Regions from separate parts of the Mus musculus genome. Here region 2 is linked to region 1. Evidence: chromatin loops called from intact Hi-C (ENCODE). Cell type or tissue: left cerebral cortex. All regions are shown on one strand. Links, peaks and the distances in the headings refer to the core of each region. The heading gives the core; the rest is flanking DNA.

What was found. Peaks named below come from ENCODE experiments on the same cell type or tissue, not always from the same donor. Only the 100,000 strongest peaks of a DNase experiment are listed, where the experiment ranks them.
Region 2: it touches region 1 in a loop (5-fold over the local background); 2 of 42 quality-filtered maps call a loop at or near these places.

What each region holds. Positions count from the first base shown.
Region 1 is chr2:98,279,811-98,282,743 of GRCm38, forward strand. No RefSeq gene overlaps it. Among named protein-coding and RNA genes, the nearest start is that of Gm33780, 430 kb to the right of the region's middle. In left cerebral cortex, for the core only: no CTCF peak of the experiment used is centred there; a DNase peak (open chromatin) is centred at 1,603.
Region 2 is chr2:97,701,048-97,703,980 of GRCm38, forward strand. No RefSeq gene overlaps it. Among named protein-coding and RNA genes, the nearest start is that of Gm22313, 460 kb to the left of the region's middle. In left cerebral cortex, for the core only: no CTCF peak of the experiment used is centred there; no DNase peak of the experiment used is centred there.

The sequences.
Region 1 (2,933 bases), core at 126-2,625:
GTTGTTGTTGTTGTTTGTTTGTTTGTTTTGGATGTGATCCCTTGCCCTAGAAACTATGTTGCAGGATTAACATAACTCTACAGATTTTACCAATATTATCAAGTCTGGAAGTTAAAGGATGTTAAAACATTTTATAAAATGGTAAAGACTACGTTCTATTAACTAAAAAGTAAGGTGATTCATACAAAGAAAATTATGACTGAATAACATAAGCCAAAGAAGTATTTGTTCTGTGTTGCTATCAAATCTTATAAATAGAAGTATAAAGAGAGGTTTTTACTTGGTTGCTTGATTTTTTTCTGATAATTTTGTGTATGTATGTGTAGTGGCTATTCCTGGTTGTCAACTTGACTATATTTGGGATGAACTACAATCCAGAATTGGAAGGCTCACTAGTGACCCTTATTTGGAGGCTTGGAGATAGAAGTTTCTGATCTGGATCTTGGTATGGAGATCTTGAGCCATAGTGGCTATGGATTCCAGAAGATTAAATCTCTGAGTTCAAGGTCATCTGAAATTAAATGTGTGGTGGAACACACCTTTAATCTGGGCTACACCTTCTGCTGGAGACAATATAAGAACATTAGAAGAAGGGTGTCTTGCTCTTGCTCCTTCGCCTGCTTGCTGTGTGAGACTGAGTAACTGCTAGATCCTTGGACTTCCATTCACAGCTACTACTGAACCATTGTTGAGAACTAGGCTGCAGACTGTAAGTCATCAATAAATTCCTTTATTATATAGAGACTATCCATAAGTTCTGTGACTCTAGAGAACCCTGCCTAATACAGTATGTGAGTATTCAGATGTGTGTGCATGTGTGTGTGTGCATGTGTGTGCGTGTGTGTGTGTGTGTGTGTGTGTGTGAACATTGAGTGTTCATGTTCTAGTCTATCTTGCTATTTGAGCCATGCATCTCTTGTTCATCCCTTCATATTATAAGTTAGCTAATCCTGTCTGCACCTCTTGAACTGCCAATAGAAAAGCTGGGATCACACACACACACAGATACACACATTACAATGCTACACTATCATTCTTATTGTAAATTCTAAGAACCCAAGTTTATGTACTCATTTTGTATCAGGAGTACTTTTCCCATTGAGCCATCATTCAGGCTCAAGAAAGACATATTTTTAGTTACTTTTGTGACACTATGAAGACAACACTGGATAGAAATAATTTTAAAGATGTATCTTGGCTCAAAGTTTTCAAGGTTTTCAGTCCATCATGTTGGGCAACCATGGTAGAACACCTCAGAACAAGACATATGTTAGGTATTGGTCAGTCTGTGGAAGACTAAAGATGGAGAGAATGAGTCTTGTACCAGGGGCTGAATATTCTTTAAAAGAATGGCATTATGGACCTATTTATACCAGTGAGACTCTACCTTACAAGGTATCACAACCTATCTTAGCAGAGCTACCAACTAGGGAACACACATTTCATACTTGAGCCTTTAGGGTACTAGTTAGATGCAAACCATGAGTATCCGGTTGCTGCATGGAAACTGTTTTAAGAAGTAATCTATATCAGGTAGACCTTGAGTGAATCACAATTTTTGTAAAGCAGAAACTCTCTTACTCATTGCCACAATCAGGGCAGCACCATCTGGGATAATGTTATAATTGGTAACATGAAAATATTTTTGTACCTAGATCTATGAATATGTTCTTCACTTCCTGTGGGATACATTCCTAGAAATTGCATGATTAGGTCAAAATTTAGATCAACTCTTTCACTTTTAATGGATGATTTTAACTTGTTTATGTCAACTGTACTGGATGCTTGAAGAGACGGGACTTTAGAATAAAGTTGTATTTCACTCACTTTTTGAGAATAAAAGCCATTCGTGTACTTGCCATGGATGGCAACATAAGCTAAGGACCACCACTGCTGGAAAACTCAACTACCACTTGAATTAGAAGAAACATCTGTAATGAAATAAGGAGTGTGATGACCATTTTTATGTCAAACACTAATTGTATTTGCGTGTTTCGATATAAGCAGGTGAGGTAACTTGGAGCAGAAGCTTCAGTGTCTACAATTTCCAGCTATTTTCTCCCTCCACCTTGTCATACCTTGAATTACAACTGCATAATTCCTCATTTCCTTCTGTCATTGAGTAACATTCTCAAAAGAAGTTTTCTTGTTATAACTTCAAAAGGACACACAAACATGTTGGAATGATGTCTTCTGATTTTTAATTATTTGAGTCACAGTCCCATTATGTGATTTACATATTCTGAAAGCCTAGCTTTGAACTCATGATGATCCTCCTAACTCAGCTCTCCACAATTTGGGATGACAGGAATTTTCAATAGTAAAGAGCAGAATGAATTTGAAATGCCATATGATAATATGACAAATGTTGATATCAACTACAATAATTTATTTTTAGTAATTATGGATGATGCAATAGACAAAAAAAAGATGCAGTAAAGAGCAAAACTAATGTGTATGTTGAAGGCTCTTGCTCTCTTCCTGATTTGTATCAGTCTATTTTCTCATAGGATTGAGATAAAAATCATCTCTTATGTCTCTTGTTACAAGGACACTAATCACTTTTGTGAAAGTTCCATTATTAGGACCTAATTATCACCCAGAGGCACTTTCTCCTAATAATCATCACATAGAGAGTTAGAATTTAATTGCTTAATTTTTTTATGGTCCATTCAGTTCTATAACAAGAGGTTGCCTCAGTTCTTGATTTGATGTAATTACATTTGTAACAACCCTATTCCTAAATAAAGTAGAATGTGAGCTACCAGGAAGTAGCACTTCAGCATTTCTTTCTGAAGAGCACAGTTCACCTTACAATAACAAGAAATGAGTGATTAGAATAAAGAGATAAAATCAGTCTTTACAATTGTGCTAAATACTATGTTTCCCAGTATCCATCACACATCTCCACTCTTCGGGTACAATTATTAGGG
Region 2 (2,933 bases), core at 303-2,802, 580 kb before region 1:
AATGTCCCCCCTCCAGGTTTCCTCTCCCATATTTCTTCATCCCCTCCCCTTTGCTTCTGAGAGTGTGCCCCCCACCTACCCCCACCCATCCCCAACTCCCCTCACTTCACCCTGGGCATCCCTGTTTTCTGGGGCGTCAGGTCTATACAGGATAGAGTGTGCCCCCCACCTACCCCAACCCATCCCCAACTCCCCTCACTTCATCCCGGGCATCCCTGTTTTCTGGGGCATCAGGTCTATACAGGGTTAGGAAATTCCCCTTCCACCAAGGCCAGACTAATGTCAGTGATTTGAAAACTTTTTTTAAAACTAAATGTCACATAGAGTTCTATTTTTAACCTGTTGTATTCATATAAACTTTGTGTGCGCTCTACATAACTCATAATATTTAGGACCCATACTTCATGATACATAACAGAGTTTTTTTCTCTTTGATGATCGAAATTTGAGAAAAGTTAACACCAGCCCCAATTTTTAGATAAAGCACTACATACACTATGTTCACTTGTACAGCTTATAAGCCACATGACTTTCAAATGTATTGTGTTCTTCAAATATATGTAATATTTAAATGTTGACCTGAACAAACAAAGAAAAGGAAAACAGAAAAACTGGGTAATATAGGAAACTTCTTCTATTTTCCTTACACTAGTAAAGATATTGGATTTTAAGGAACCTAATTTGATATTTATTTCTGACTAATAATGATAAAGTTTGTATAGGTTTCTAATACCCAAGAACACAGTAAGTGATGAGGAAATATGGAGTACAGTAGGGATTTGTCTGTATCTGTACCAGAAAGCTGCAGAAGGTACCTGTGGTGATTCTACCGCAAAATGTCTATTTTAGGGTATTCTTACTAAATAACTGATTAATTCATTAATTAATCTTTATTTTTTATTTTTTACAATCCAGTTATTATCCCTCTCAAGGTCCTCCTTCTGACAGCTCCTCATCCCATTCCTCCACTCTAGTCTTCAAAGGATGTCCTTACTCTACCAGACCTCCTTACTCCCTGGGGCCTCAAGTCTCTCCAGGGTTAGGTGCATCTTCTCTCACTGAGGCCCAACTAGACAGTCCTCTGCTGTATATATGTTGGGGGCCTGAGACTAGCTTATGTATGCTGCCTGGTTGGTGACTCAGTATCTGAGAGATATCAGGAGTCCAGGTTAGTTGAGACTGCTGGTCTTCCTACGGGTATCACCCTCCTCCTTAGCTTCTTCTAGGTTGTCCCTAATTGAACCTCAGGGTTTCTCCAGCTTCTGTCCATTGGTTGGGTGTATTTATCTGCATCTGAGTCAGCTGTAAAGAGAATGTCAATATCTTGACAGACCTTCACCGAGAGAGAGAGAGAGAGGGAGAGAGAGAGAGAGAGAGAGCGAGAGAGAGAGAGAGAGAGAGAGAGAGAGAGAGAGAGAGAGAGAGAGAGAGAGAGAGAGAGAGAGAGAAAGAGAGAGAGAGAAACTTGATGGTTTTAGGTACTTTTCTCATTGCTTTGAACCTAACACAGAGAAGCTTATGTAAGGACGGTTTGTTTCATCTTATATTTGGAGGATACACAGCAGCATGTAAAGGAAGGCATGACGACTAGAGCATGAGGAACACGCTCATGCTGAATCTACAGTTAGGAACAGACAGGGATGAAAGCTGCTGCTCATTTCTCGTTCTCCATTTTAACAATCTAGGACCTGAAATACCCTGATAGATACATCTAGAAGTATGTGCCCATGGGCATTCTAAACCCAGTCAAGTTGACAATTATGTGACAAAAGTCTAATTTGAAGTATGGGGTTGTGTACATGAAGAGTAACATCTTATTCTTCAAAAATAATAGTCCAAATCAAGGATCAATGAAAGCTTTGCCCTTCTACATGCTAAAATATTGAAGTGATAAGAACACAGCTATAACAACTCAATAATTTAATTGACTGGTATAGAATATCCTTTACTGTCTGCTTCCAGAAATTCTTCCTTAGTCAGCACCTAACCTTATCAAGTCCTTGACTGTACTTGTTAGTATGAAATTGAGATTTGTTTATTTGATATATTTACCCCAAGTAATACAACTCTTAAAAAAAAAAAAAAAAAAAAAGAGAAGTGTACCTAGATAGAACATGAAGCTCACTTCTGAGAAAAATCCAGTGTTCTATACCATATTATAATTTCTTAGTTTTTAACTTTTGTTTTAAAGATGTACATATGTATCTATCAGTGTGGGTTTGTAGATGTGAGGGCAGTGCCCAGGGAGGCCATACATGGGTTTGGATCCACTGGAGGTAGAGCTATGGGACACTGTGAGCTGCCACATGTGCATTCTGGAAACCAAACTTGGGTCATCTTCCCAGCACTGGTCCTGTAGCTTGGATTGACTCTGCAGTTGGTATTCTGTGTAAGCTTCCATTCTGTATTGCTTTCTTCCATCTTTATTTTGGCCAAATTTTACAATTATGCCTTCTGTCTCCTCCCTTTCTTGTAGTAAAAAATGTTTTATGGAAAAATTTAACGAATACATTTGCCTAAACTTTAAATCCAGTTGTAGCTCCTACATAATCTAAATACACAAAAACATAGGTATCAGTTTGAAGATCATTTAAAACTAGTTAAACAGAATTGAAGTCATGAAGAAAGTCATCATCACCTACTATAAGATAAAAACAAAATCCATATTTAAACAAGTTCCTGGGTCTAAGATTGATCTTAAAAGTCAATTTAGGTAGCATATTAAATTATTGACCTCCTGGGCCATTTTTGAATTTTGTTCTGGAAATTAAACATATATAACCTACCTAAGCCAAAATTTAATTTTTCTCTATATTTATGGTACATATATAATATAACTTTGAATGGTCCCATGAATGAAATTAAATGAAACATAAAAATAGCACACAACTTCTGTATTCTTTTTGTGTAATAGAAGCTTGTATTCTTAGGTG